3 separate regions of the Mus musculus genome follow, and all the other regions are linked to region 3. A link is a loop called in an ENCODE intact Hi-C map of the cell type or tissue named here. Cell type or tissue: heart. All regions are shown on one strand. Links, peaks and the distances in the headings refer to the core of each region. The heading gives the core; the rest is flanking DNA.

Region 1 (10,090 bases), core at 1-8,000, 240 kb after region 3:
CGCACACTTTGGCCTGATGCTCACTTCTCATTTCCTACCTCCTTTGATATCTTCATCTTGAACAGGCGACCTGTGAGGATACTCTCACCCTGAGGTTTACAGATCTCGCTCCATGCCCGCTGCAAGATTACATTTACTTCTTGCTATGTTATGATTTTATAGGGTACGCCAACCAGAGACTACATGTCACAGTCGAGGCTGAATCGTCCCTCCCTGGAAGACTTGTTGGCAATCAGCTTTACCTCAGCTTCTGTCTCTTCTGCCCGTGGGACACAGAGGTGCTCTGAGGTGGCTTATGGGGTCAGGCATCAGAGAGATATATAGAAACTCCTACACTTACGTGAAATGTTAGTAAGGGGGACTGTCAGGTTGTCAGTGCCAGGCCACTTCTAACCCTGGTGGAGGCGAGGCAAAGCAGCATGGGTGCCCTCTTTGGCGGGAGATGCATTCAGTTTCCTAAGGCTGCTTAGCCCTCCTACTCCTAGTAAGCGGAACACACTGGGCAGGATTAGAAAACCGGCAGCCTCTCCTATTGGTGCAGAGTAGAAAGGCAGGCTTGGTTCCTAGGTTGCATCCCCAGCTCTGGGCTCCGCGCTAATTCCGAGTGTGTCCTAAGGCGCGTGCGCAAAGCTCGGGCCAGCGCACAAGCTCCTCGTAAGCACAGGAAAGCTCGTCAGTGCATGCGCACGAGTCGAGGGCCTACCAAAGCCCAGGAACTCTGAAAAACGGATTCCTCCAGCCCTGGGACGGCGGCACCTCCTACCTGCTGCCGCCCGACCCCGGCTGCGAGTCAGGAAGAGGATCAGGCCGATGAGCAAAACTGCCGCCACCAGATACACCCAGGGCCCCACCATGACGACAGACAGCCGGGCAGCGCAGCCAGCGCGCCTGCGGGATCCGGATCGCCAGGCCCCGCCCACTACCGTCCGCCCTGCCCAGCCGCTCGCTGAGCTCCGCCCCCACCCTGGGCTTGACCTGGGCCTCAGTTAACTGAAGAGTCCCTGATGCCACATTTGCTTGCCATCCCAGTGCTCGGGAAGTGGAGACTCGGAGACCAACATTTCAAGGTCGTCTCTGGCTATATGGCAACATGGAGGTCGTCTGCATTTAATGACGCTGACTGCTCTTCCAGTGGGCCAGGGTTCAGTTCGCAGCACCCACATAGTGGCTTACAACCTTCTATTACTTCAATTCCAGGGGACCCAAAACCCTCTTCAGACCCTCTCGAGTGTCAGGCACGCAGGTTATACACAGATATGCATACCTGCGAAACACTCATACACGTCAAATAAGTGTTTAAGAAAAAAAGAAAGAAAAAGGAAGAAAATAGTGGGGCGAGTAAGTAGGGGACTAAGCTGGGGTTGTAGATTAGTAGTAGAGCACTCATGGCCAAGGCCCTTAGTTTAATTTGGAGCACTGAAAAATGCAACGTGTGTACGAATATCTTATTAATACTGCAAGTTAGGCATCCATTGTATTACTTTCTGTAAATGTGGAATGTTTTGTAATTTGTTTCTCAATGTTGATAAACCTAAGGCCTTCCAGGCGTCAGGCAAGCGCTGTTACGGTAAGCTTTATCTCTAGCACCTACGTTCTTTCCGTATATTTGGAGATTTAGATCCATGTTCGGCTGAAGGTTGAGGCTTTGCTGGAATTTTATCGCAGCTGCCCCCCACCTTTAGTTGTTTGGTTTTGTTCTGAGACAGGGTATCTGGTAGCCTAGGCTGGCCTTGGACTTGGTGTATAGTAGATGGTGACTTTAAACTGATCCTTTGCTTCTGCCTCATAAGTGCCTGGATTATATGGGAGTACAGGTGTGCACCCTGATGTCCAGACGCTCCTCCATCTTTTGAGGATGGGTTGTTTTGTTTTAGTTCTTTGAGCTCTCATTATATGGCCCTGCCTGGCCTAGAACTCAATATGTACACAAGGCTGGCCACAAACTTAGAGGGATCTGCTTGCCTCTTCCTTGGTTATAATTAAAGGCATGTGGCACCACAGACCTGCCTGGCTCCTGAATTATTATTATTTTTTTTCCGAGACAGGGTTTCTCTGTGTAGCCCTGGCTGTCCTGGAACTCACTCTGTAGACCAGGCTGACCTCGAACTCAGAAATCCACCTGCCTCTGCCTCCCAAGTGCTGGGATTAAAGGCGTGTGCCACCACACCTGGCTGGCTTCTTAACAAATGTTATTTTATATGTGATATATATATATATATATATATGTATATTAATTACCTGGCCTATATATGTAATATATATGCTTATATGTGATTATATATATATATAAAATCTAGTACCTGTTCTCTCTCTCTCTCTCTCTCTCTATATATATATATATACATATATATATATATATATATATATATATATATATATTTGTGTGTGTTTGTGACTTCTTGGATGTTAAATGCCTCAGCTTCTCTCTCTCTCTCTCTCTCTCTCTCTCTAACCTTTGCTTTAAAAACCTCTACTTCTCCACTTTTCTGAGGATTCCCTTTAACTTCATGAAAGAGAGAGACAAGTGACATGCAGGAAGGGCCATGTTACTCAGCCCAGCCTTTCCCAGCCAACTCTAATGAACCACAGGTCCTCAAAAAATAACACCATCGAGGGGCAGTGAAGAGGACACTATGATCTGTCTCCAAAGACACTGTATACAGCAAAGCTTCTGAATTGTGTAACACGCAATATTAAGGTCACGAGCAAAGATTTGAGGAGAACATAGCTTTGGCTACTCTGTGAGGACAGCTCTAGAGTTTAAGAAAAACTCATTAGTGGGCTGGGTATGTGGCTCAGTGGTACAGTGCTTGCCTAAGTCCCATAAGCCCCTTAAGTAAGTTGCATCTATATAACAATACCCAAGGCTGTACAAGGTTAATAACATTAAGCTAAACAGCCAGGCTTGATTAGGATTCTATTGTTTGTGTGTGTGATTCTGGGGGCCAAACCCAGGACCTTGGTCATGCTATGCAAATGTTCTACCATCAAGCTACATCCCTGACACCATATATAGCCCAGGCTAGCCTTTAATTCATGATCTTCCTGCTTTAATCTCAGTGCTGGGATTATAAATGGCCACACTTCCAGCTAGCACCCTGTACTTTTGTTTTGTTTTTTGTTTTTCGAGACAGGGTTTCTCTGTATAGCCCTGGCTGTCCTGGAACTCACTTTGTAGACCAGGCTGACCTCGAACTCAGAAATCCACCTGCCTCTGCCTCCCGAGTGCTGGGATTAAAGGCGTGCGCCACCATGCTCGGCTTTTTTTTTTTTTTAAGATGTTTTTTATATGTATGAGTGTTTAGCTGCTCGTATGTGCGCTGCATTATATATGCCTAGTGCCTTCAGAAACCAGAAGAGGGCAATGCATTCCCAGGAACTGGAGTTACAGACAACTGAAAACCACCATGTGGTGCTGGGAACACAACTAACTCTGGAAGAGCAGTCATGTACTTAACCGCTTGGCCATCTCTCCAGCTTGAGCTTACAACTTTCAGAGAACCTAGGCTCAGTTCCCAACATCCACACCAGGCAGCTCAAAAGCACTTGTAACTCCAGTTTCAGGGAATGCGACACCCTCTTCTTGAAGGGGCTCATGCACTCACAGGGTAGGGCTAAGAGGGTCACTCATCTTCCTTGGTGTGTTCCCAATGCAAAGGCTGAGGTGACGGAATAGAGAAGGGATAGGGTTAGCTGGGCAAGAAAAAAGGAGTCGAAACACTAGCTATCAAGCCTAACACGTAAAAGACTGCTTGGTTATGCTGTCTTAAGTTCGCAGTGAGGTTCGGATAGACTCCCAGGCTTACAGCCCTTGTCTAAAAGATAGTCTTTCTCAACAGAGTTGGAGGTGCCGGAGGGGCGCCACCACAGCCGACACCCGTCAGGGCGCGGGTTCTTGGCTCCCCGGAGTTGCTTAGCAGAGGATCTGCGCGCTGATAGACCTCTCCACCCCTCAGCGCGTCCCAAGCGCCTCAGACACAGGCTGCGGGATGCTCATCTGCCGCGGCTGCCACCTCCCGGATGTTGGCAGCAGTAGCCGGAGGCAAGCTTCAGGCATCCGATAGGGCCGGAAACCGAGCTACCTACTTCCGCCTCCGGCCGGAAGTACCTTCCCGGCAAAGGGTTACTGGGCATTCTGGACCGTAACCCTCGCTTGCAATGGCTGCGTCTTTGGTCGGGAAGAAGATCGTGTTTGTGACGGGAAACGCCAAGAAGCTGGAGGAGGTGTTGTGGGGTGTGGAGACTGTCTCGGAGGCGGGTGGTGATTGGGCTGCTGGGCTTTCACCAGGGATGCACGGGAGAGAAGGCGGGAAACGAGGCTACGAGTTGTAGCCTCGGGGAGTGTGGGGTTTGCCCCTGGCTGTGTTGAAGGTCTGGGCTTGGGGAGAGACCGCCGTGGAGTGTGGCGCCTTGAGGGTCAGAGGAATTTTTTTTTTATATATATAATCATTATTTTGGAGATAATGACTCGTGTAGTCCAGGCTAGTCTGACCCTGTTGTGTAGCCAGAACTGACTTTATTCTCTTGACCCTCCTGGCTTCCGAATTCTGGGGCTGCACGCATGCTCCACCTCACGAGTTTTTTAGATGAGCTGGTAAAGTCAGCAGGCTATAGGAGCTGGAGTAGTGACATGTGTGACAAAGATAAATTACCCCTGAAGCCCTAGATTTTAAACCTGAGTTCAGACACCTCCCCTCCTGAAAAGCAGTGTGTGTGTGTGGGGGGGGGGTAATGGAGGGATGTTGATCCAAATTGAGTATAGTTCCATCTACCCTTCCATATCTGAGATGTGTAATACCTCATAAGAATCATGGCTGACATGAATGAGGAAAGGCACTTGCCAGTCAAGACTGACCTGAGTTCAATCCCCAGGACACATGGGAAAGCCAGATGTGTGTAGCAGCACACTTCTGTAACTCCTCAAGATGGGAGGGAGAGGCTGAAGAATCCTCAAAGCTTGAAAGCTAGCCAACTTGAGGTACCCATAGCAGCAGAAATGCTGCCTACCAATTCACTGCATTCTTAAACTGAGGACAAAGGGACCTTTAATCCAAGTTACACCAGGCAAATGTTCCTCTTTCTGCCATTTTTTCATGACAACCTGATAATCCAAAACTGGCTATAGTGAACCTTTTATTCTGCTTGCTTTGGGACATAAAGCTAGTCTAAAAGTATGCTTGGCAGCGCTTCCTGAAATGAACACATCTCAGTATGTGTTTTCCAGAATCCCATGCTGTGGTCATCATATCCTCCTCCATCTGCCTCTCTCTAAAGCATGAGGCACTCACAGGCGTTTCTTAGTAGGGTTTGGCACGGTAGCTCTGACAAGGTTTCACTTTCTGGGAGAATAACACTGTTGTGTTATAGATAAAAGTCAGCAGTAGAAAGACTCGGGTTTAAAAAAAAAAAAAAAAGAATCATGGCTGACCACAGTATAACAAAAGGCAGGTTAACAAAAGAAAAATGTGACAAGTTTGTCAAAACTCTACATGCTACAGCTTTTAGAACAAAGACCCAGAGGCTTTATTTAATTTTCTTCTGACTTTGGATCTAACCCAGGACTTAAAGCCAATGATTATCTTCCTCCTTATTCCCTCGTGACAGAGTCTCAAACCTAGAGTGTGCTCTTTGGTGGGGTAGCAAGCTCAAGCAATCCGCCTGTCTCTGCCTCCTCCGGGGCTGAGGTTACAGGTAGCACGACTGTCCCAGACTTTTATGTGGTGCAAGGGACCAGAACTTAGGTCACCGTGCTTGTGTTGGCGAGTGCTCTTCCCATTGAGTCACTACCACAGCACAACATGCCCAGTTAAAAAATTAACTTACTTTATGAGTTTGCATATATGTCTGTGCCTGTGGAGACCTGGAGAGGGCGTTGGATCTGCTGAGACTGGAGTTACAGATGGTTGTGAGCCACCCTGTGGGTGTTAGGAACCAAATTGGGGTTCTCTGTAAGGGCAACAGGTGTCCTTAACCACTGAGCCATCTCTCGAGCCCCATGTCTCCCCTCCCCCATCTCTTGAAAAAGGGACTCTCTACCTGAGTTGGCCTTGAACTTCTGATCTTCCCTCCCTTTAACCTGCCTAGGGACAAGGATTTGGAATGACAGGTGCAGCACTTTCCTGACTGCAACTCAGAAGTTTCCTTCCACCTCCCTGCCCTTAAAAAAGTATTTTAATTATGTTTATGTGTTGGGGGTGGGGCATGGGGCCAGAGAGTGGCTTTAGGAGTTGGTTCTCTTCTTGCACCATGGCTTACTTGACAAGTTCAGGCTTTCAGGCCTGTGAATGCAGTAAGGGCTTTTTACCTGCTGCACCATCTTGATGGCCCCCTCCCTCCTTTCTTTCCAAGATAGGCTCTTGGTGTACCGCCTTGGCTGGCCTTGAACGTACAGTCTTCCTATGGAAATAGAAATAATAGTCTAATGTACAAAAAGAGCAGGACTCGGTGGTACGTGTTTCTAATTTTATCATTCTGGAAGCTGAAATAGGAGGACTTTGAGTTACATAGTGAAAGCTGGTCTCATAAAAGTTGTGTGTGTGTGTTGGGGTGAGGGGCAAAGTGGTAAAGTTCATGCCTTACACCACAGAAACACAAAAATAAACTATATTGAGGTGTAATTTTCAAAACAATAGCTTTGCACACCTGGTTGCTCACCCACTCTAGCCCCTGATTTGTTGTTGTTGTTGTTTTGTTGTTTTGTTGTTTTTTTGAAACAGGATTTCTCTGTATAGTCCTGGCTGTCCTGGAACTCACTCTTTAGACCAGGCTGGCCTTGAATTTTTTTTAAAGATTTACTTATTATTATATGTACGTACACTGTAGCTGTCTTCAAACACACCAGAAGAGGGAGTCAGATCTTGTTACGGATGGTTGTGAGCCACCATGTGGTTGCTGGGATTTGAACTCTGGACCTTCAGAAGAGCAGTCGGGTGCTCTTACCCACTGAGCCATCTCACCAGCCCTATTTTGAATTTTTATTACATATTTTCTTTGTTTACATTTCAAATGTTACCCCCTTTCCTGGTTTCCCCTCCCAAAGCCCCCTATCCCATCCCCCCACCCCCTGCTCACTAACCCACCCACTTTCCTGTCCTGGCAGCCCCCTACACTGGGGCATCGAGCCTTCACGGGACCAAGGCCCTCTCCTCCCATTGATGTCTGACTAGTCCCTGATTTTAATAGGGTTAAAAGTCACTAGGAAGCTACGCAGGATGGCTCGTTCCTGTAATGCTAGTACTGAGCTGAGGGGTGAGTCCCAGGCCAGCCAGTGCTACACAGTTAAAGAAAAGTTCAGTCAGGCATGGGAGCTGCTGCTTCAGCCTGGCTTGCTGTTCCATGGGGAAAGCGGTGAAGGTCAACGGGGGTTAGTGAAAGCATAGAGCAGGGTTCTTTGCTGTTGGCTACTTTGGCTAAGCCTTGGTAGAGAGCACTGAAGTGAAAGGGTATTCTAGATAAAGGGTGGGCAAGGGAAAAACGAAATGGAGGTGGGAAGGGATGGAGTAAGGAGAAGGCATGCTAGTTCAGCGGTCTCTGAAAGCTGAGGTGTGGCTTATGGGCCCAGTTTGATAAGCTTTAGAGGACTAATGGGGACGCTACCTGATGAGACAAGTGGGTGGCACCTCACAGTTGCTGGGAATTAATGGAAATTGTTAGCAAATGATGTGACACGTGTATTTTATCTTGGAACAGGTCATTCAGATTCTCGGAGATAATTTTCCATGCACTTTGGAGGCTCAGAAAATTGACCGTATGTTTCTGTTTTGTTACATTTTTAAAAGTGGCTTGATTTGTCTGTCTTCCTGTGTCCTGACTCTGTATATCTATCTGTCTGTTTCCCTGATAAGTGCCTGAGTACCAGGGAGAACCGGATGAGATTTCCATACAGAAGTGTCGGGAGGCAGCTCGACAGGTACTTAGCCTTTGTGGACTCCCCCACCCTCATCCTGTCTTCTTGTGGCTCCTGGGGCCTGTGCCTTGTGGGAACAGGCAGAGAATAAAATAGTTGTGGCTTGCCCAGCGAGACTGCTTCAGTGGTGACTTGGAACACAGCCTCTTCTGTTCCAACTCTCACCTTTCTGAGTCTTACATCCATATATTCCAGCCATACATTTTCCTTCTACATAGCCACCCACACACCACACCCCTGTGTGCACAGAACTGGGAAGGAGCACACTATGGAGAGTCAGCCTCCCTAGATGATTTTCAGCACTTCATTGTTCTTTGTTGAGCAAAAATTATCTTTCTAATGCTTTGATCTCTAAATAGAAGACAGAGAGCTGAGTTGTATGGCCCTTGATGGACCTATAACTGCCCCAGCCTAGTGACTCAGGGTTGTCTGTGTGTTACAGGTGCAGGGCCCTGTCCTGGTGGAAGATACCTGTCTGTGCTTTAACGCACTTGGGGGACTGCCTGGCCCCTACATGTGAGTACTGCTATGCTTGATCACCTTTACCCCTGGAGGATCCCATCCGCAAAACTACCAGCATAGTAAAATGATGAGTTACCTGATATTATGGGCCATTCACTGTCTTGGCATCAGCACCAAGGAAGGATTGAGACTCCCAAAGATAGGGCTGGAGAAGTGGCCCAGTTCTCGAGAGTTCTTGCTGCTCTTCCATTGGACCCAGGTGTGATTCTTAGCCCTAAATTAGACAGCTTACAATTGTCTATAAGTTCAGCTTCATGGAATCTGATGCTTCTGGTTTTCTTGGGTACCTGTACACACACACCACAAAATTAAAAATAACATAAATCTTCAAAACAAGAAAAGAAAAAGAGCTGGGTGTACTGGCACACACCTTTAATCCCAGCACCTAGTAGGCAAGAGACAGGCAGCTGTCTATGAGTTTGATGCCAGCCTGGTCTGCATAGTGAGACCCAAGGCTGTTAGAGCTACACAGTGAGACCCTGTCTCAAAGAATATAAGCGATAGGGGCCTGGAGAAAGAACTCAGTCTTGAAAAGTGCTTGTTGGTTGTCATGACGACTGAGTTTAGAGTCCAGCATCCATATCCAGCTTACAGACTCGTGTAACTCCAGCTGCAAGGGACCTAGTACCTCCTGCTGGCCTCCACAGGTACCTGTACATATGTGTGCACATACGGCCACATAGATATGTACATGTACATACACATAAGTAAATCTTTTTTTTTTTTTTTTTTTTTAAAGATTTATTTATTTATTATATGTAAGTACACTGTAGCTGTCCTCAGACACTCCAGAAGAGGGAGTCAGATCTCGTTACGGATGGTTGTGAGCCACCATGTGGTTGCTGGGATTTGAACTCCTGACCTTCGGAAGAGCAGTCGGGTGCTCTTACCCACTGAGCCATCTCACCAGCCCCACATAAGTAAATCTTAACGAGGGGCTGGAGAGCAGGTCCAGCTGTTAAGAGCACTGGTGGCTCTTATAGAGGACCTGGGTTTAATTTCTATCACCACATGACAGCTCACAACCATCTGTAGCTCCCTTTCTAAGTATTCTAACATCCTTTCCTGCCTTCTATATATGCATGCACATATATGTAGGCAAAACACTGATATACATAAAGTAATAGAAGGATATCAGAGGTGGGTGAGGATGTAACTCAGTTGGTAGAGTGCTTGCCTTTATTGTGTAATAAAGCTCTGAGTTCAACCCGTAGGCCTGTAGTACTTAACTGGTGAGCAGGAATGGTTGTGCATGCCTAAAATTCTAGCACTTGCAAGATGAGAGATGAGTGGATCAAAGTTCTGGGTCATCCTGGGCTACATAAGGAGTTCGAGGCCAGTCTAGGCTACATGAGATCCTGTGATAAACCAAGCAAGCAATCAGAGAGACAGAGTTTCCCTTAATTATGAGAATGTGGTTATGTAAGTAAAATCGAAAAGTGGCACCTGCCCATTTCAGAGATGATATGACATCCTGGCCTGAGTAAAGCTTAAAATAAAAATTGCTTACTGCCTGTTTTGCCAGAGCTGCAGTGCACACAACACATCTGCACGCTCCACAGCCTCACCAACATTTGTGACTCTAGTATTTTGCAGTTTAGGGAGTGTGAAGTGTTACCACTTCTTGGTTTGACTTTGGTTTGTTTTCTTGAGTGTGTGCCT
Region 2 (10,572 bases), core at 1,598-9,597, 140 kb after region 3:
CAGCAGACAGTCCTTAAAAACATGCTGGCACATGCCTTCAACTCCAGCACTTAAGAGGGACTTGGATCGTGGTGAGGTTGAGGCCAGCATGGGCCTTTAAAAAGTCTTTAAAAAGACTCACATTACTAGGAGAAACAGTCCAGAGCTTTCCTAAAGAGTATGGTTCTTTGGATTTTTGAAAGGAAATATATATATATATATAAAGTCACTCACTCATTAATTTTATAAAATAAACATTATAGAGCTGGTAAGATGATTCAGCAGGTGGGGGCTGGAGAGATGGTGGATCAGCAGTTAAGAGCACTGACTGCTCTTCCGAAGGTCCTGAGTTCAACAACCAGCAACCACATGGTGATTCACAACCATCTGTAATGAGATCTGGCGCCCTCTTCTGGAGTGTCTGAAGACAGCTACAGTGTACTTACATATAATAAATAAGTCCTTTTTTAAAAAAAAATGGTTCAGCAGGTAAAACAGCTTGTTATACAAATGGACTGTCTTCATTGGTGTTTCTGTTGCTGTGATGAAACACCATGACCAAAGCAACCTAGGGAGGAAAGGGTTTATCTGGTCATACTTCCACAACACTGTTCATGGAAGGAAGTTGGGACAGGAACCTAGAGGCAGGAGCTGATGCAGAGGCCATGGAGCGATGCTGCTTACTTGCTGGCTTGCTCCCCATGGCTTGCTCAGCCTGCTTTCTTACAGAACCCAGGACCACCTGTCTAAGGTGGCACTACCCACAATGGTCTGGGCCCTCCCCCATCTGTCTGTAATTAAGAATTAAGAAAATGCTACACAGCTGGATCTCATGGAGGCAGTTTCTCAACTAAGGTTTCCTTCCTTTCAGATAATTCTAGCTTGTGTCAGTCAAGTTGACATAAAACTAGGTAGCACACGGCCTGTTTAGATCTTCAGAAACCACATTAAATGTTGACCATATCTATGCTGAACACACCTGTGACCCTAATAGGAAGATGGATACAGAAGGCCTATAAGGGTTTGGGTGACACCCACTGGTCTCTGACCTCCATGTGTCTGCATGAAGACGTGCTTGTACATGACAAGCACACATACACAGGGTTTCTATTCCTGCACAAACATGACCAAGAAACAAGTTGGGGAGGAAAGGGTTTATTTGGCTTACACTTCCATACTGCTGTTCATCACTGAAAGAAGTCAGGACTGGAACTCAAGCAGGTCAGGGAGCAGGAGCTGATGCAGAGGCCATGGAGGGATGTTCCTTACTGGCTTGCTTCCCCTGGCTTGCTCAACCTGCTCTCTTATAGAACCAAGACTACCAGCCCAGAAATGGCCCCACCCACAAGGGGCCTTTCCCCCTTGATCACTAATTGAGAAAATGCCTTACAGTTGGATCTCGTGGAGGCATTTCCTCAACTGAAGCTCCTTTCTCTGTGATAACTCCAGCCTGTGTCGAGTTGACACACAAAACCGTCCAGTACACACAGGAAAAATAAAACACTAGGATCTGAAGTTGAGGTCAGCCAACAGATCCAGTTCCATGACAGCCAGAGCTACACAATGAGACCCGGTCTCGAAAAACAAGTCATCCATTTATTAGAGTCTGTTTCTTGGAATAGTTTAATATAGCATACATTTTCCTACTTTGAGTTCCAGGACAGCTAGAGCTACACAGTGAGACCCTGTCTCAAAAAAAAATACATAGATACATACATGCACACACACACACACACACACACACACACACACACACACGCTTAGCAAAGTCTGTGTCTCTCTGGATGTAGCATACATTTCCTGATCCTGCTAATAAGACAGCTCTAGGAAGGCAGGGTTAGAGGCATCCTGAAGCTCATGCCCAGCTCCCACAGTGGTACCTCTTATGCTGCCCGTCACTTTCCTAGAGCTGGGTGCACTTGACCATCCAATGGCTCTGGTCACCATTATGCCAAGCGTGGCCCTACCTTAATATGGTTTTCAGCCCAAGTACAGATTGGTTAACCCTATAAATGTTCTTCTTACCCCACCCCACTCCCAGAGGTTTACAGCTGGTGGTGAGAGCAGAGCCACTGGCTCAGACTTGGGCTGCAACGATGTGTTTCCAGCAGCCCATGCTAGTAGTGCCCAGATCTACAAATGACTGCGGATGAGCACAGCATGAAGAAAACTTAAAATTATCCCCTACTGACAGCCCCCAAAGAGAATCACCTCTGCTGCGGTGCTTGCAAGAGAGGTCAACCCTGGGTGGGCATCAGCCCACCTAAGCCCATCTCTGTCCATATTGGCCCAGTCCTGGTGCCGAGTCTATTAGTGTGAAGCTTGCCATACTGTTTTGCATGTGAGTAAGTCTGAACTCGCTTAGACCCCTGTACACGCTGCCGGGCTCCCTGTTCTCAGGCCAGAGTCCTGAGCTGGGCAAGCCAGGGAATCTCCATCTTAGTTTCCTTTTGAGGTTAGGAAGGGTGCAAGGCTGCAAGGGCAGGAACTTGAGCATGCAGCCCAAGAAGTAGGGACGTGAAGACAGCGTGGACCACTATCTGGGCTTGCTACCAAGCCTGACAACCTGAGGCCAATTCCCAGGAAAGAATGCACTCCAGCAAGTTGTCCCTGGACCTCCCATGGCACATGTGCACACACACACACACACACACACACACACACACACACAACACAATAAAGTTTTCACAACAAATATCTATTTAGATGCAGAGTCAATTTGCAAATTCAAAACAGATCCAGTTAGACTTGTGTCAGCGTTCCATCAAGCTTGGTGCACTTGGACATTGAAGAGGAAAGTGAACACACATTTGAAACATGTCAAGATGGTTGAGGCAGCTTCTACAGAAAACAGGGTGATTGTAAGTTCTGTAAACTCACCGCAGTGTCCAGGTCAGGGGACAAAACTAGCTCTTAGGTGTTTCTTAGCCCTTAAGAAGTTAGTTAGAGTCCAGAACATGGGGTTGGAGCCATAGCAGTTGGCCGAACGCCTGCTTGGTGTGTAGAGAGCCCTGCGTTCAGTCTGCAGCACTGAATGAGCTGGCCATAGTGGTAACCGCTGCCATTCCAGCTGTCTTGATATGGAACAAAGAGGCTCAGAAGTTTGAGACCAGCCTGTTAGAGAAAAGAAAAGAGATTTCCAAAAAAGTTCCTTGTGGGTTTGTTCCCAGTATGTCTCTATGGTAACCTGTTAGTGAAGTTAAGAAGCTCATGGCAAGGCCTGTGTACCGCTTTGAACATTTGGTAGCCATTTTACATTTTTGTTTTTTAGTGTGTGCGTGTGCACACATGTACGCGGGCACATGTATGTCACATGTGTAGGCCAGAGAACAAATGGCAGGAGTTCTCCCCTTCCAGCATGTGGCTTCCAGGGCTTAACTCCATGTCCCCAGGCTTGACAGAAAATGCCTTTGCCCTATGAGCGGGTCCATTTTAAATTTTTGAAAAAGATTTATTTGTCTGGAGAGATGGCTCAGTGGTTAAAAGCTCTGACTGTTCTTCTAGAGGATCTGGGTTTGACTCTTAGCACCCACTGGTAGCTCAACGTCTGTCTGTAACTCCAGTTCCAGGGGATCTGACACCCTCACACAGACATACATGCAGGCAAAACACCAATGAACATAGAAAAATAAATCATTGAAATTTTATTTTTTAAATCTGGTTTTAAAAGTTTTTTGTTTTTTTTTTACTTATGTGCCGTATGTACACATGCATGTGAGTGTCCCCAGAAGCCAGAAGAGAGCGTTAGACCCCTAGGAATTGAAGTTGCAGGCCATTCTGAGCTACCTGATGTGGATGCTGGAAACCAAATCCAGGATTTCACTGCTGAGCCATCTCTCCAGCCCCATTCTGCTTTGTGTTTCAACCTCCGATTCCTAGGAAGATCTAAGATGGGGGAGCATTTGTCCAGTGACCTTAAAAGCCAACAGCAACTTCATATTTGTTCATAGAACATTGTGGGAAGGGGTTTGAGTAGCAACTTGTACCTCCCTGTTTCAAGATATCACTGTACCTTGGTATGGTGGCACACACTATCTTAGCACCCTGGAGGTAGATGCAGGGGTATTGCTACAAGTTCAAGGCCAGCCTTGGCTTTGTTAGAAATATAAGGCCAGCAAATAAGAAAGACCCTGTTTGAGGGTTTTTGTTTTAAAGATATCACTGGATTTGACACCAGAGGAAATAGAATGGCCTGATCGTTAAATCCAGGAACCATCTGAATAGGGTCCTACAGTCACCTGGAATCACCTCATTCATAGTTTACCCCTTGGTAAATGAGGAGGCTTCCGTCCCTCCAGCTCTGTGCCTCTACCCATGAAGTGCCCAGAAAAGCCTCCTTTCCTGGCTTCTGCCCTCAACAATTCTATCTTGCCACTTTAGCAGGGAGGGTCAGTGAATGGAAACAGTTACTTTCATCACCACTGCATACCAGTCCACATCCCCATCAGGCCAAAGAAAGAGGGCAGAAAACCTGCCTTCTAGTTCTGTAGCATTATCTACTCAGAGTGACTCCACACTTTCATCTACCTTAGATCTAAATCTCTTACATTTATGAAACCTTCTAAAAGGATGGGTGCACCTGACTAGCGAGAGGACTTCAGAGCCAGCAAGGTTAGGGAGCCTCTAGGGAAATGGCCCATACCCTAGAATATTCTCTTGGCCTAGACACTTAAGTTATCTGAGATGAGTTGCCGGTTGTCTAGGGTGACCCTGAAGAAGAAAGGGTTAGGACAGGTATGGTGGCATATGCCTTTAATGCCAGAATTTAGGAGGCAGTGGCAGGTGGATCTCTGTGAGCCTGATCTACACTGTAAGTTCCAGGCTAGACAGAGCTATCTAGTGAGACCCTGCCAAAAAACAAAACAAAAACAAAAACAGGGTGGGAGTGTCAGGTTCCCTGACATTCGGAGCAACCCTGTGGTACTCCAGGGTAGGGCAGCAGTAATGCCCTGGTTTCCACAGACCATCCATCCTGGATCCTCCAGGGCCCAGCAATGGTCTTATGGCCGGAACCCTGGAGGAAAACCTGTCACCAGCTTGCCCCCAGGACTCCAGAGTACACTCTGGCATCTCATCTCCAAAGCCTGACTGAGAGAAAGAAAGTGCAGACTGGGCCTCCACCAAGCCTGGAAGTTGAGAGCAGGGTTTAAGCAGCCTCTGTTCTCTTCTGAGAAAATGTCTGTTATTGCACCCAGTCCTGGCTCCTCAGACACTCCCAAGTGTCCTGGAAGTGCAGGACCATGGCCTGGTGTTCTCTGCAGAATCTGGTCTAGACAATACTAATGAGTGGGGTGAAAGTTCAGTTCCCCAGTACTCGGGTCAGCTTCTGATTTCCAACAACTCTCCTTGCTGGAGAGGCAGAGGGGAACGAGCTACTTCTGAGACAGATGCTCTCTGCCCTGCTGCACTGCTGTTTCTCTTCAGTTGGAGAGGAAATTGTACTTCATAAATAAGAGTAGTCTCGAGGTGGGAAGACCCCGGGTCAGGTGGAAGAGGACAAGGGTCACCTCACAGGTCGCCCAGTTGAGAACAAGTTGTCACTGATACTGAGAACTCTGGCAACTGCAGAGCTCCCCCAAGACCACAGCAGGGCAGTGCAGTGCAAGGAAATGGTTTGCAAATCTAAAGTTTAAAGTAGCCAGGAACTCCAAATTTCTTGCATCAGGTCTGGGAGGGTAGACAGGCCATCGGCGGGCCAGAGAGCCCCAGAGCCACACACTTGGGACGGTGTCCAAACTTGTGAACAAGTGGGCAGAGCGTCCTGCGGTGTAGCTGTCTTTAGCGGGCGACGCAGCCCAGCAAGCTGTGGGTCTCCAAGGTGCCCCTCGACCCCTCCCACTCTACCCGAGAGTCCGGACGTGCATTGGACCAGACAGCAAGAGCTCCGCCCAACAGGGACGAGGACAGGAGGCTCCCGTGGTGCTCCGCGGCCACTTCCGGGCCGGGCGCAGGCGCAGGCGCTGGCTGTCATGTTGCGCGCTCTGAACCGCCTGGCGGCGCGGCCGGAGACTCGGCCCCCGACCCCGCTGCTCCTGCCCGTGCGCGGCCGCAAGACCCGCCATGACCCGCCTGCCAAATCCAAGGTCGGACGGGTGCAGACGCCTCCCGCCGTGGACCCTGCGGAATTCTTCGTGTTGACCGAGCGCTACCGACAGTACCGGGAGACCGTGCGCGCTCTCAGGTGCGTGTGCTTGTGCGTGTGGAGGGCAGACGCCCTTCGGGAAGGGCCGGGGCCGAGGGTGGGTGCTGACTCGAAGCCCGTCCTCCCCAGGCTAGAGTTCACGTTGGAGGTGCGAAGGAAATTGCACGAGGCCCGAGCCGGGGTTCTGGCCGAGCGCAAGGCGCAGCAGGCCATCACGGAGCACCGGGAGCTGATGGCCTGGAACCGGGACGAGAACCGGCGAATGCAGGAGCTACGGTGCGAGAGGCCCGGGACTGGGTGGGCTGGGCTAGGCTCATCTGTGGCCCCGCTCACCCTCGGCGTCTTGCCCCTCGCAGGATAGCGAGGTTGCAGCTGGAAGCACAGGCCCAGGAGGTGCAGAAGGCTGAGGCCCAGGCCCAGAGGGCTCAGGAGGAGCAGGCTTGGGTGCAACTGAAAGAGCAAGAAGTGCTCAAGCTGCAGGTGGGCATGCAGGAGGTCATGGGGAATGTGGACATTGGAGACCCCAGCAAGGGAGGCTGGGGGGGGGGGGGGGGGATGACAGCACTGGGCGTCAAGTGACCAGAGTCTTCAGGAGGCTTCTCCATCAGCGCAGAGGGTATGCCTCGCAGGCAATGGTCAGTAAAAGGTTACAGGCTAGTATTGCCTTGTGAAACTTGAAGTCAGGGAAACCGTAAGTGAGAATGGAGCGCTTTTTAACACGTAAGAGGGATTCATGCACTTGAGAGAGTCCACCCACCTCTAATCAGGTTGTCACGATTTGTTCTTGGGTTGTGGCCGAGAGATCTGATGGGTGATTGTCCAAGGAAGAGCAATATGATGGTCGAGGTCACCTAGTACAGTTGTGCTGGACGATTGGTGGGACACTCAAAGAGACCCTGGGTTCTTTTGACACCCGTGGACTAGAGACAGTGCAGGCAGCCAGCTCTGGGAGAGATCCCACAAAGCCAACCTTTCTCTTCCTGTAGGAGGAGGCAAAAAACTTCATCACTCGGGAGAACCTGGAGGCACGGATAGAAGAAGCGTTGGACTCTCCGAAGAGTTACAACTGGGCCGTCACCAAAGAAGGGCAGGTGGTCAGGAACTGAGCACAGAGACTTCTGGGGGCCCAAATAAGCACAGTGCTTGCCTAGGGTCTGTGTACTGGGATAGGAATTGGTACATCCCAGGAGGATGGCTCAGCCGTTTCCAGAGCAACCTCAGTCACTCCAGGCTCGGCACTCACCACCTGACTGGGAACTCCCAGATGTCCCTGTTCTGGCACCACAGACAAACTCAGGGCAGCATTAAACTCTGGGAAGTTCCTATCGCACAGAGGATCGGACTGGACTGTGTCCCCTCTAGAAGCCAAGCTTGTCTTGTAAGTCTCTTGGAGTCGTGTGAGCCAAATGTTTCCTGCTTTTATAAATAAAGTATTGGAGCCCAGTCTTGCCCATTTACTGGCTATAGTTACAGTGCTAATGAAAGAGGAAAGTAGTTACACCAGATGCTAACTTGCTTGTAAAATCAAAGGCGTTTGTCCCTAATTATTTGAGTCTTTAGGTTTCTAGCCAGAAGCAAGTTTCACCTAACTGAGCTATGAGTTAGGTACCTGCTTTGCTCAATCCTGGGATTTTCTGGCTAGGGTCTGGTGTGTCCAAGATCCAGGAAGCAAAAAGGGTGCCCTGTTTCTCCTGATGGCTCTCCAGCAGTGACTTCTGTAACCAGGCCCTGTCCTGATCTATCATATTTTGAACTACTCAGCAGGTGGTAGACTCCCAAGCTAAACCTGCTTCTTCCAGTCAGTTGCTGCCCTTCTGTGTGTGTAAGTGGTAGCCAGAGGGCAGCCTTGGTGTCATTCTTCAGGACTCTCACCTTGGTCTGATTTAAGTTTGTTTTGGTTTTTTTAGTTTATTTTTTACTGTGTTTTATTCTGGCTTTTGAGACAGGTTCTTTCACTGGAACCTGGCACTCACTAATTATACTATCTAGCCAGCCAGCCTCAGAGAATTGATCTGTGTATGCTTGCCCGGCACTGGGATTAGATGCACATGGCTTTTATGTGGTACTAGGGATCAAACCCAGATGTTCATGACTGCAATGTATACATGTTAGTGAATGAGCTGCCTGCCTTTTTGCTTTCATTGTCATAAACATGAATACCATTGACAGTAACTCCAGGCACTCACTCGGAGGAAAAACCATCGTAGCTACTTCTCATACTGCTGAAGGTTTTGGAATCCCTAAGAAATGAAAACCTGGCGGGTGATAGCAGCCTCTTACTCCAGTGAAGAAGCAGGCATTAAGGTGCAGGTGTCGTCCTACACGCAGCCCTCTGACAGCCATAACACCCATTTTAGGGTAGTAGATACTGTCCCTGACTGGGGAACACAGGCCCTGCATTCAAATATCTGAGGTGGACTGATAGGATCATGTCAGGAGCTACCTAGTCCATTCCTGGATCTTTGTTGTCACAGTGAACCCCAGGAACTCTGCTGAATGGGTTGCCACTCCCACTCCTGCCAGGATGTATCTCCCCAGTCACAGCAAAGATACTTAACCGAGACACTGGACCCTTGCCCCTTCATGATCAGTGGGTACTGGGGTGAATGCTGTGGCCATGGCCTTCAGGGCTAGGTTAGTCCGGCAAAACTGAAGGAAGTGGGCTTCAGACGTTCACTTGGTAGAGCGATTGCCTAGCCTGCATAGGCCCTGGGTTCAATCCCCAGGCCTGGTGGGTCAGTGCCTGCTTACTGGAGGTAGAGGGGAGAGGATCAGTAGACTCTCAAGGTCATCCACAGCTACAGGGAGTGTGAGACCAACCTGATTCCTCCTGAGACTCCAGAACTGCCCAAGTACTCATCAGGGAGACTGGACGTGAAGGTGCCCTGCTGCTGGTACTGCAGCTGAGGGAAGGCAGGCTGCTGTAGCTGGTTGGAAGGCTACAGAGAGTAAGTACACTTGCCAACTCAGTGGGTGCTGGCTATTTTAATGTTTCATCTAAGTGTGGTTGCCTAAGGTCATTGCTCAGTTTCTCCAGCGTATGGATATCCAACATGCCCTGTGATCTCAAGTCTGGCAAGAGTCCAATTTGGAATTATTTTCTTCTCACCAAATCGGAAGTCAAAGCAGTTTTCCGACCCCAAGCCTGGCCAGTCTCCTGATGATGCTGGCAATTTCCTCTTTGTGTGCTTTAACAAATACATTGAACACAGATGATCCGAACTAGGTCCTCAGCATTCATGCCAGTCTGCTCACAACCTCGGGGGTACAGTGCCTCTGGCCTCCACAGGCACACGCATGTACCCACGTAAACACAACTAAAAGTAGTAAAAATACTGTGACAGTTCCAGGGCAGCCCGTGCCTGCAGAGGCACCTGCACTCACATGCATGTAGCCTTATGTGGACATGTCAACAAATAATTTTAAAAAGCCTGGAAAGGGGCTGGTGAGATGGCTCAGTGGGTAAGAGCACCCGACTGTTCTTCCGAAGGTCCAGAGTTCAAATCCCAGCAACCACATGGTGGCTCACAACCATCTGTAACGAGATCTGATTCCCTCTTCTGGAGTGTCTGAAGACAGCTACAATGTACTTACATATAATAAATAAATAAATCTTTAAAAAAAAAAAAAAAAAAAAAAAAAAAAGCCTGGAAAGATGACATCAGAGGTGGCCAGGAGTGATGACACACACCAGTAATCCCGGCACTTATAAAGCAGACAGGTTGGGCTGGAGAGATGGCTCAGCAGTTAAGAGCACTGACTGTTCTTCCAGAGGTTCCGAGTTTAGTTCCCAGCAGCCACATGGTGGCTCACAACCATCTGTAATGGGATTCAAAGTTAAAGGCCAGTCTAGCGCACACTGTATAAAGTCTGCCAGGGCTATATAGCAAATTCTTGTCTCAAAAGGCAAAGGCAAAAGCTGAATGAACATGGTGGTACCTTAAAGGATAAGGAGTTTAACGCCAGCCTCACTTGTTTAGTCAGTGTGAGGACATCCTGGGCTACATAATAAATCCCTATCTCAAAAAGGGGGGCAAAGGGTACAGGGAGGAGACATAGTGGTACATAACTGTAAACCTAGGACTCGAGAGCATCTGGGATTTAATGTCATATTCAGCTACATGGAGAACTTGAGGCCAGTCTACATAAGGCCCTTCCAGGGCCCAAGGCTTGGAATTAAACCCAGGTCCTCTGGAAGAGCAGCCCATGTTCTTACCTACTAAGCTATCTCTCTAGCCCTGCAATGTCTCACAGAGCACCACACTCAGTTCTGCTGCATCTGCTGACTTGTCTGTGAGCTGACAACCGTTTAACAGGCTGGTTCATGAGGGCCAGTCTCCTGGGGACTGAACATTTTCACAAAACCTCTCTTGACTATTGTTACAAAGTCAGATTTGAGTTATATTTGCTCTGAGACAAAATTACACACAAAAACACTAGGTGTTTTCAGG
Region 3 (10,177 bases), core at 2,178-10,177:
CAGTTTTCTCCAACACTGGAAAACCAATGACACAAAAGTCTCTGGAAGGAAATGCAGAAAGTGACAAGGCCTGGACAAACTGCAGCTGGAGAAGACTGCTCTAACAGTGAGTTTTTTGATGATGAAAAGAAAAAAAAATTCCATTTCTGCAAGGAAAATTATCAAAATTCTTAGCTCTGTAAAAACAAACCAAAAAAGCTTTTAATTTCTGTCCCCCTTTAATCTTGTTCAGAAGAAAGGAATTCATACATTTGTCTTAGGTACTGTGCCAGTGCCTCTGCAAGTCTCTTGTCTCCCCCAAAGGTTTTATTAACTCACATTGTCTGTCACCACTTCCTTAGCACCCGCCTGTTAACCATGCCCTTCACTAATTTGCCAGGTTATTAACCAAAATCCATCGATCTGATCTGATCAGTTTTTGTTTTCTTTTCAGTGGGATGTGGTCCTTTTGAAAGGTTTCATTAGTAGGAACAAAAATGAACCCAAGAATTCTGTTCCCTCCATTCTAATTCAAATGTAATGGGTCCCTAAGACCCTACTCTCTGTCCATTGTCCCTGTCATACTCCAGCCCCTCCTCCCCTATTTCTAAGCTGAGGCAAGCATCCCGTCCCTCACCCCATCCAGCATCCAGCGTATGCTCTGTTTGCACATCAAGCCAAGGAACCAATGGGATCCTAGCTGGACTTTCCCCAGCACTTGGAAGCTTCTCACTTAGGTTCTAACAACTTACTGAATGCCTGCTAATGACAAAGTCCCAAAGAACTGTTGATAACAAGGGACCCTCTGGGGATCTTTATTTAGTGTGTATGTGTTCTTGTGAAGATGAACCTGTGCTAGAAATTCTTCACAGATTTCTAAATAGTTTGCACAGAGGCCAAGGGCAGCTTCCCCATGCCTTAAGGTCATGGTTTGGGAGACCTGCTCCCCGACACAGGAATGTCACTCTGTCCTTCCATGCTTTTATTGATATCAGCAATGGACAAGAACACCCCGGCCCAACAGCTAGGCTACCAGACAGCCTCTCCAGGGCCACTGGTATCTCTAGCTCCAACCTAAGATCCTGCCTATCCAGGCCATGTTCCCGAATGGGCATGTCCCCGCCTGTCCTGTTTGTATGTGTGGATCAGTCTGTCTGAGTGTCTGAGTCGATGCCTGCATGGACCCCCAATTCTTGGTACATGGTAGGGGTTGTTCAGAACACAACGTGGCTTGCCCCGGTGGACCACTGGGCCCCGGTGTTGACCGTGGGAGACAGGGCCAGAGACTGATGGTGGCAGGGGGCCAGGCACAAAGTTCATTCCAGGGCCACATCCTACAAAAGAACCAGTTATTATCAGAGTAAGTTTCTGACAGGGTAGCTCTATTATTCTTGGGTAAGTTTCTCTGGGCTTTCATTTTCTATCTGCAAAATGAGGATTCTACTTCCCCTACCACCAGACCAGAATGATAAATTTATAAATGCTATTCCAATCTGAGGGATTGCTGTGACTAAACCCAGAAGGCAGTACCCAATCCCTGAGCTCACATGAGCACAGGTGGCCAGGCTGCAGGATGTGCAAAGGAGGCTGGGGAAAGTGTGAGCAGAGACTACCTAAGTTAGGCACCTACCTGGCATTGAGAAGTCCTCCATTGCATTGTATTTGAATTCATAGGGTGGAAAGGGCTGGCCTTGGAAAAAGGGGGTATCCTGGGGCAGGGGTGGGAACAAGGGAGGTGGTGAGGGCTCAAGTGGGTAAGGAAAAGACATGGGAGGAGGCAAGTGGAAAGGTGGGAGCAGGGGCAAGGCCAGCTTCTCCCTGAAGTCTGGGGGCTGCTTATGGCTTCCCTGGAATGAATGATCCATCTCTGACCAGTCCTCAATCCATGGGTCTAGGAATGGGATGACTGTGTTAAACAGGCCTGGGAAACCAGGTTGCCCCAAATGCTGGCTACCCATACTTCCAGAGCTCTACTTCATCCTCTTGGAGAACAGTAGCCTTCCTCGTCTCCTTTCACTTCAAGCCAAGACCAAGCTGTGTTCCTTTTTCCTTGGTACTCTGTCTGCCTGTGTTCTGACCTCATGCCTGCTCTTGCCCGGTGTCTGTATCTGTAGATTTTTCTTCTTCCCAAACTCTTCTCATAGGCCAATAAATAAGTCAAATATAAAGATCTAGTCCCTTCCCAACTAGTCCTCATTTGCTTCTAAACCACTATAGGGAGTATCCTACCCCATTTTTATCCCTCATCAACTGTGAATTGACTCTTAAACCCTTCATGTCTTCAGTGGTTTTCCTACTACATGGAACTTAACAAACCCCTTCATTCCAACAGTCACATCACATCAACAATACACCCTGTCCTGAAAGCACCCATCGATCTGCTCTGCTGTCCTTCCTAGCTCACACTCACACGCTGCACTTCTCCCTCTGCTGGTCCTGAGGACTCCCGTGATCCCACAGCCTCTCGCACACTTCTGCCCTAAGCAAACTCGATTGCTCATCTTCCCAATTCAAATCAAGTTTTTTAGGTTTTTTGTTTTGTTTTGTTTTTGTTTTTCTCAACAGCCTTACTTTCCTTTGTTCCCCTTGAGACAAGGTCTCACATATTCCAGGCTGGCCTTAAACTCACTTTGTAGCTAAGGATGTGCTTAATCTGCTGATCCTCCTGCTTTTACTTTCTAAGATCGAAAATTATAAGCATGTACCACTATGCCTGGTTGTATGTGGCGCTAGAGACTGAACCCATGGCTTCATGCATGCTATTAACTTCAAGCACTCTTCCAGCTGAGCCACATCTCCAGCTATCTCTATAGTTCTTAGATGGAACCGGAAGCTGTGAAGCATCACACTAGCCTTTCAACCTTTAAAACATCCTTTATTTACTGAGGACCAATTCTCTACTTGAGCAAAACAAAGAAGGTGGAACCAGAACATAATCCATCCCAATTCATCTGCCTAGTGTTCCTGCTCCCAGTTACCACCAAGTCCCAGTGGTCTGCCTCCAGTCCTGGCCTTTCCATGTTCCCCCACAAACTGTATGTACCCTATTGCTGTGACAAACAGCATCTAAGATGACTCATGCCTCCAATTCAACAACCACTGTACTCCTGGTGCTAAAGTACAGCACATTTGTGTAGGCACAGGGTTCAAGTGACCTAAAGCAAGGGAGAAGTAGATGTGGAAATAAGCCATGCTGTTTCCTTTGTGGGTAGGCAGGGACTGAGAGATTAACAAGCAAACAATCTATAGCAGAAAACATCTCAGGAGGGATGCAACTAGAGTAGTATCCCAAAACCAGCCGAAGAAGTGGGACTAAGGGACCTACAGCAGTGACTGCTGTGGGTCCCAGCTTACTGGGACCCTAAGTTGGAGTTGAGGCTATCAGCTATTGTCTACTAACCCCACCACCTTGGGACTTGCAAAGACACTGTAGGTTACATTGTGTCACTGCTGAGCAACCTGCTAGCTCACTGTACCTTTTACTTCTCTGATGAGCTTGCCTCTGCAACACTGCCTAGACCATCTTTTTTCCCTATCTGTCTTCCCACTTCCTATTCCTGGGATTACCTGGAAGCAGTCTCATTTCTTTTCCATTTATCTATTGATCAGGGTCTTCTGACCCTGCCTTTTACAATCAGTACCTGCGCATGCATGTCCATTCAGGTAAACAGGAAGAATCACAAAGCTGAAGAACTGTTAGTTGAACAGCCACGTGCTCCCTGTGATGTAACCCTTCTCAGGAAACGAGAAAGGAACATTCAGGAGCTACAACTGTTCTTCAAGAGGTCCCCTACTTTCTACAAGTACTTCAGTCCCATTTAGTTCTTTGTGCCTTGTGCTCCAAAGGTCCTACCTACACCAATACCCAACCAGTCTATGGGAGGGCTTACCTGGCAGCCGGTCATGTTTGGGCAGCTCCACACCCCAGGCATCGGCCACGTGGGCCAGAAGTAAGTGCGAGAGGTGGCGGTGTGCATGCTGGTCCCAATGGACACCATCTCGATGACGGTGACGGACAGCATGCCGGAAATGGAAGTGGAGATCTAGGACGTCGAAACAGTGTTTCCCGGCTAGTGTAGCGCTGTAGAAGTTCCCCTCAACCACATCCTGTCGCAGAGACACTGCCAGGGGCTGGAGCTAATTGACAAAGTGGAGTCTCTAAGAGGGTCTCCTAGCTGCCGGCCAGCCACTCTATCCCCTGTCCGGAAGGGTCCCGGTCACTCACCTCTGGCAGGAGGAAACCCCCAGTGACACGTTCCCCCAGAGGCATTGCCAAGTTCCACACCAGCAGACAAGAGTCTGGTAAAACCTGGTCCATTCGTACAAAGACTCGTTCCAGGTTCTCCCTGTAGCTCTCCATTGAGCAGCGGCCATATCTGTTGGGTAACACTTAGGGTGGGCAAGAGCACAGGAGTGCTGCCATACCTCCACCTCCAACCAGTATTTCCCTCTCCCCCCGCCTGAACCTGGAGAGATCCCAGAGGCAGGAGTTGATGATCACTAGGTCAGGGGCAGGTCCATATGACAGCTCCTCCAGGATGTCCTCAAGGTACTCGGAGTAAACTCGGGTGAGGAAGTAGAAGCGCACAAGGTGGTGGCCAGAGCCAGAGCAGAACTGGCGGACCTCGCGGTACTGTGTCCCGTTGTGCAGCTCTCCCAGCTGGCCCCCAGCCACCAGCTGGTCCTGTTCAAAGCTCAGCTCCCCCTGCCCACCCACCCCACCCGATGGTCAGATCCATGCCAGGTAGGTGGTCCTTTTCAGGCCAGGGTCTGCACCCACCCAACACTGGCATGGCTGCCAAGCTTCTCTCACCTTGGCTTTTAACTGGGAAGCTGTGAGCAGTGTGTCTTTCTGGAGCAGAAGCACCAGGTCCTTATACACAGCTCTTTGGACTGCAGGGAGACAGGGATCCCAAGGTTAAGGTCGGCCTCACCCCCTCCCAGAGTTTCCCAAATGAAGGCCTTTGTTTTCCAGGGATTGACTCTCCAACAGCAGCTCTATGGAGGGTTGGCTTAGAGAAGAAAAGACGAGATTTTAAAGCCCTAGCTCTGCTCTTTCCAGCTATTTCCCTCTCCTCTAGCTTATGTACAGCGACCAAAGACCAAATGGCAAAATTAAGTTGGTCCCATCCCTAGGAAAACACACAACATAGCCCACAGGTCCTTTTAAGAAAATCATGAAGGGCAACAACAAATAAAGATGCCACACTCATGGGCTAAAAAATAGTGCACAAATGATATGCCGGGGCACCCAGGGAAGGTACATAGGGAATTTAAAAAAGAAAAAAATGCAGTCTAGTGTCCTGAAACAGAGTAAGAGATGGAGAAGTCTGAAATGGAGATGTGGCGTGCAGACAAAGAAAAGGTTGAAGATACAGGGCGGTGAAATGTCATCCTAGAGTGGTCACTCACTGGAGTCCCCCAAAATGACCACGAACTTGTTGTGTAGCAGCTGCTGGACTTCTGAGGCATGGAAGTGGACCATGGCGCTTCCCAGCAGGCGGTGTGGCATCTCGTTTTCCAAACAGAAGACCATGCTGCCACTGACACCAGCTGCAGGGAGAGGCCAATAAGCTGACAGAGGGCAGGGACTCTAGGTAGGTCCGGTCTGTTCCAAGATGACCCATGCGCGCTGGCCCCTCCCTGGCTGCTCTGTGTAATGGGGAGGAAAGTGGGAGCGGCAAGGCGAATCCCAACACGGCAGCAGCCTTTATCACACTCGGAGGGAAGAAGGGTCACTTGGGCCGTAGTCTTAGACTACAGCGCTTCGCGCGCGCAGAGACGCCTTTGCCCTGCCACGTGTCAACGGCGGCCCCGCGCGTGCGCATTCGTCCGCTCGCGCCAGTTACCAAGTCTCTCGGGGGCTCCAGGGATTCACGGGCCAGTAGGGCAGGCCCAGGTGCCGTGCGACAGCGTCTCGGCAGCGATGTCCTGATCTAGAGTCAATGATCCCATGCCCCTGGAGAGCGGTGGGTTCTGCAAAGATCCCGCCCCACAGAGCCCGGGTGCCCAGGTTAGCTGTAGGTACGCAGCTCGACGCCCAGCGCTCGCCATGCGTGCGCTACGGTGGTCCAGCCAACGCCTCCAGCATCTGTGCCTCAGATGCTCATGGCTCCCACTTTCGGTCACCCGTGTCCCGCCCTATGCGATCCCCAACGCCGGAGGAGTCAGAAAGGCAGCGAGGTTGGCCGCTGTGGAGGACAGAAACCAGGGCTAGGTCCACTCGGGCCGCCGCGCCGAGGGCAGGACGATAGCTCAGCGTAGCTTGCCCACAGTTCTGATGGCCGCTAAGGCGGCCTCGTCACGTGACCCCGAAGGGCGGAAGCGGAAGTGCGGCCTGAGCTTGCGCTAGGCGGGTTTTTCCTCGGCGACTCTTGCCGCCAGCTGTACTAGACATGGACTGTTACACTGCGAACTGGAATCCACTCGGGGACTCTGCCTTTTACAGGTGAGCTGCCCGACGCCCCACCTTCCGTCCCACAGCCCAGCTTACCTTGCTTGTCTGCTGCTGGCTTGAGCCTCCCGGCAGAGCCAGCAATGCTCGCCCCGGCCACTACGCGTGCTGGCGTCCGTCCCTATGGCGGCTCGCCTGAGCGTCTGCCACTTTACGCACTTTAGGGGCAGCAATCTGGTCCTTCCTTTGCGCCAACTGAGGCAAGCTGAGAAGCCACCCCTAAACCGAGGTCTGTTGGCCTCCGGAAGGATGCTTAGATCACGTAGAGGGAGGCCGCCCCGCGGCGACAGCGAGTGCCAGTCTCCTTCCGGAAACTGCTGAAGTCGGACCACAGGGGCTCTCACAGGAAGGCGGGATCGCCACAGCGGGCGGGGTGACAGTACTGACCAAAGCTGAGAAAAGGGGATGAACCGCTTTTCAGTCTTGGGGCACTATTAATGAGGAACCCGAGGCAGTGGCAACTCACCGGGGTTGGAGTGCCCTTAGCTGTGGGTCTTTCTCAAGGCTAAAACTAGTAACGTGATTACAATGGTTACCGTCTCGTTGGCTTTATTTCTTTTTAAGATATAAAGTACAAACTGCTTGTGGAGCGCTCATCAATTGGTCAGCCTACATTTGTCACTCTCTGAGTGGTTTCCAACTTAACCTCAATCATCCTCAATCCGTGGGTGTACCAGCTTCACAGAATTAATTGCAGGACCTCATCACACCAGGCAATTCCATGGCTTTGTGTTTGCACAGTTCTATAGTCGCTTCTATGGGCATTGCTATTTTCCTCTTTATCACCCTGAAGAATGTTGCTCATCTTTCAGGACCTGCTTGGTTTTCCTACAGTAGAATCCTTTTATGCCTCACAAAGGTCCAGTTGTAGAGTCTTATCATATGTGGCACACGAGGGCAGTGTTGGTATGAGTTTCTCGTGCTAAGCTCTTGAAGGCTAAGAATACTTCTATTTCCCATGCATATTTAGGCTAGTGCCTGTTACCTAATAGTTGGTCAGCCTTTGGTGGCCCACGCCTCTTAATCCCAGCACTCTGAGATTCAGGCCACCCTGCTCTATAGCTCAGGCCAGACAGGGCCACATAGTAAGACCCTGTCTTGAAATAATAACAGAAACAAGCAAAACCTAATCATTACCCAACAAAATGGTAAAGAATGTTTTATTGATGTACCCGAAGATCACAAAGACATTGCGTTGGCGTCTTATTTCAATAGAAGACTTTGAGCCGGGCGGTGGTGGCGCACACCTTTAATCCCAGCACTTGGGAGGCAGAGGCAGGTGGATTTCTGAGTTCAAGGCCAGCCTGGTCTACAAAGCGAGTTCCAGGACAGCCAGGGCTATACAGAGAAACCCTGTCTCGAAAAAACAAACCAAAAAAACCAAAACAAAACAAAACAAAAAAACCCAGAAGACTTTGCTTCTGCTCATAGCCAAACTTTTAAATGGAATTGTGTTGTTTGCAATGTAATGCATTTTCTAGACAGAGGATGCCTTGTGGTAATTTCTAGAGCTCTGTTACATTTGTTTAGTCATGATTTCTCTTAGACACATGTACAATATGAAGCAACTGAAAATACTAATGAGCAGAGTGTGGTGTCCCATCCACAACCTCATATAACACATAGCCCTTGGCATGTGGAGGCTGGAAGACTAGGATTGCCAGTTCAGCCTTAGATGGATATATATCAGAGGCCAGCCTTGGCAAGATGAGACTCTGTCCCCAAATACATATTTAAAAGGCTAAAAAATAATAAATATAAAATATTAGCTATTGTAAAAATACCTGTTGCTTACCCAGACTTTTAAAATCAGAGCATAAGGAAGATGACCACATTACGACAGAGCTCCTCTTGTTTACTCTATGGAGAGTCAGCTTCATGGGTAGATAGGTAATGCTTCAGAAGATGTGAGTGAGTCACAGAAGTGCTGGACTCAAGAAGGGCCTAGAAGTGTTACACCTCCTGGGACTGATATGTATGTCCTAAGTTGCTAACAAAAATGACTTCCTTATATACTGGATATTATGCTAAGTACTTATGTATAGTTTCTTAATTATCACCACCATATAAAACTAAATCATGATTCATACCAACTTAGTAATGAGGAAGCTAAGTAACAGAGAGTCTGGGTTCTGAAAGGTACATGCCTTTAATCCTAGCAGAGGCAGGTGGATCTCTGAGTTTGAGGCCTAGTCTGGACTACTGAGTGAATTCTAGAACAACCAGGCCTATACAGAGAAACCTTGTTTTGAAAAGCTCCCCATAACCCACCCAAGAGACGTATGTGGTAGACTCTTTGGGCCAAAACATAGAAATTTTGATTTTACATTTGTGTGTGTACGCGTGCATGCACGCATATGTACACACACACCACATACATGTGTGGAAGTCGGAGGACAACTTGTAGGAGTCAGTTCTCTCCTTTCACCGTTAGTGAGCTCAGGTCATCAGGCACCGAGCTGAGCCGCCTCTCCCAGATATTGTTTATTTATTTGGTTTTTTGAGACAGGGTTTCTCAGTGTAACCAGCTCTGGTTGTCCTGGACTAGAAGACCAAGCTGGCATGGAACTCACAGAGATCTGCCTGCTTCTGCCTCCTGAGTGTTGGGATCCAAGGGTGTGGGCACCATGCCCGACTCCAGATTTTTTTTTATTTTTTTTTCGGGGGGGGGGGGTTAATTTTGTTTGGTTGGTTGGTTTTTTGTTTTTGTTTTTGTTTTTTTTTTTTTTCCGAGACAGGGTTTCTCTGTGTAGCCCTGGCTGTCCTGGAACTCACTCTGTAGACCAGGCTGGCCTCGAACTCAGAAATCTGCCTGCCTCTGCCTCCCAAGTGCTGGGATTAAAGGCATTCGCCACCACTGCCTAGCCCAGACTTTTTTTTTACAACAGGAAAATGTATGGGCATTTTCTAGTTTATTCCCAGTGTGTAAATGCTTTAAGAATAGGTACTTGGTTTAGTTCATGTGTTCATCTTAGATTTAATCTGATTCTAGTAAGTGGATGAATGGGCAACAAGCGGGGACATTTCACCTGAGCCCCATCTGTGGGGCAGGGGTCTGCACTGGAGCTAGTGTTGGCAGGAACTTGTTGGATTTAGAAAGGTAAGAAGTGGCAGCCATCTCTCACTAGGTTCTAGAGATGCAAACTGCACCTTGAGCTGATTCCTTCTTTAATTTGACCAACCTTTGCCAGACTCAGTGTGTGTTGCTAAGATAGATAGGCTCCCTTTGACAGTCATAGGGCTTAAAGCCAGCACATGAGCCAGAGGATAAATTCAATCTTTGATAATAGTTACCATGGGAATTCTGAACTTAGGCTGTGAGGAAGCAAGTTATCAAGGATGGTTTGGTTTCTTAGCTTAAAATCATGAAAAGGGAAAAGTGAACTTGGCACAGAAGAGGATGGACTTATTTGGGGGGACGTGTTGGGGCGGTATTCATTTGTGCTTTGTGGTGTGTGTATGTGTGCATGGCTCTTGCAGAAGGGGGAGGGTTGGTGTTGCTCCTCAGGAGCCATTCACTCTGTTTAAGACAAGGTCTCTCACTGACCCAGGGCAACTGATGAGGCTGGGCATTTCCCAGGGATCCACCTGTCTCCGCCTTCCCAGCCCTGGACTCACAAGCATGGGCCACCATGCTGGGCGTTTTATGTAGTGCTGGGATCAACTCAAGGCTTCACACTTTTGCCGCTGTAGCGAGTTAGTGAATGAGTTAGCAGTCTCCCAGTCCTGTGAGCATGCACAGTC

The links. Peaks named below come from ENCODE experiments on the same cell type or tissue, not always from the same donor. Only the 100,000 strongest peaks of a DNase experiment are listed, where the experiment ranks them.
Region 1: a loop joins it to region 3, with 2.2 times the contacts of the local background. A loop is called at or near these places in 3 of 42 quality-filtered maps.
Region 2: a loop joins it to region 3, with 2.8 times the contacts of the local background. A loop is called at or near these places in 3 of 42 quality-filtered maps.

Annotation. Positions count from the first base shown.
Region 1 is chr2:130,663,712-130,673,801 of GRCm38, forward strand. Ddrgk1 (DDRGK domain containing 1) reads right to left here and starts at 934. Exons shown (of 9, transcript NM_029832.2): 1 at 764-934. The coding sequence starts at 854. Itpa (inosine triphosphatase (nucleoside triphosphate pyrophosphatase)) reads left to right here and starts at 4,091. Exons shown (of 8, transcript NM_025922.3): 1 at 4,091-4,224; 2 at 7,690-7,747; 3 at 7,845-7,909; 4 at 8,349-8,422. The coding sequence starts at 4,159. In heart, for the core only: CTCF peaks have their summits at 526 and 4,023; DNase peaks (open chromatin) are centred at 630, 870 and 4,030; H3K4me3 peaks cover 2,885 bases; H3K27ac peaks cover 2,668 bases.
Region 2 is chr2:130,557,831-130,568,402 of GRCm38, forward strand. Mrps26 (mitochondrial ribosomal protein S26) reads left to right here and starts at 5,927. Exons shown (of 4, transcript NM_207207.1): 1 at 5,927-6,160; 2 at 6,251-6,397; 3 at 6,478-6,601; 4 at 7,108-7,564. The coding sequence starts at 5,949. The coding sequence ends at 7,227. 4930473A02Rik (RIKEN cDNA 4930473A02 gene) reads right to left here and starts at 5,919. Exons shown (of 9, transcript NR_040348.1): 1 at 5,824-5,919; 2 at 2,860-3,093. In heart, for the core only: CTCF peaks have their summits at 5,570 and 5,938; DNase peaks (open chromatin) are centred at 5,861 and 6,491; H3K4me3 peaks cover 2,312 bases; H3K27ac peaks cover 2,021 bases.
Region 3 is chr2:130,418,021-130,428,197 of GRCm38, forward strand. Pced1a (PC-esterase domain containing 1A) reads right to left here and starts at 6,268. Exons shown (of 7, transcript NM_178762.4): 1 at 5,392-6,268; 2 at 4,793-4,872; 3 at 4,446-4,684; 4 at 4,205-4,355; 5 at 3,870-4,116; 6 at 1,610-1,870; 7 at 1-1,313. The coding sequence starts at 5,515. The coding sequence ends at 1,066. It overlaps Vps16 (VSP16 CORVET/HOPS core subunit), which reads left to right and starts at 6,300. Exons shown (of 24, transcript NM_030559.3): 1 at 6,300-6,427. The coding sequence starts at 6,375. In heart, for the core only: CTCF peaks have their summits at 6,531 and 7,342; DNase peaks (open chromatin) are centred at 4,347, 4,461, 6,251 and 6,651; H3K4me3 peaks cover 2,352 bases; H3K27ac peaks cover 2,089 bases.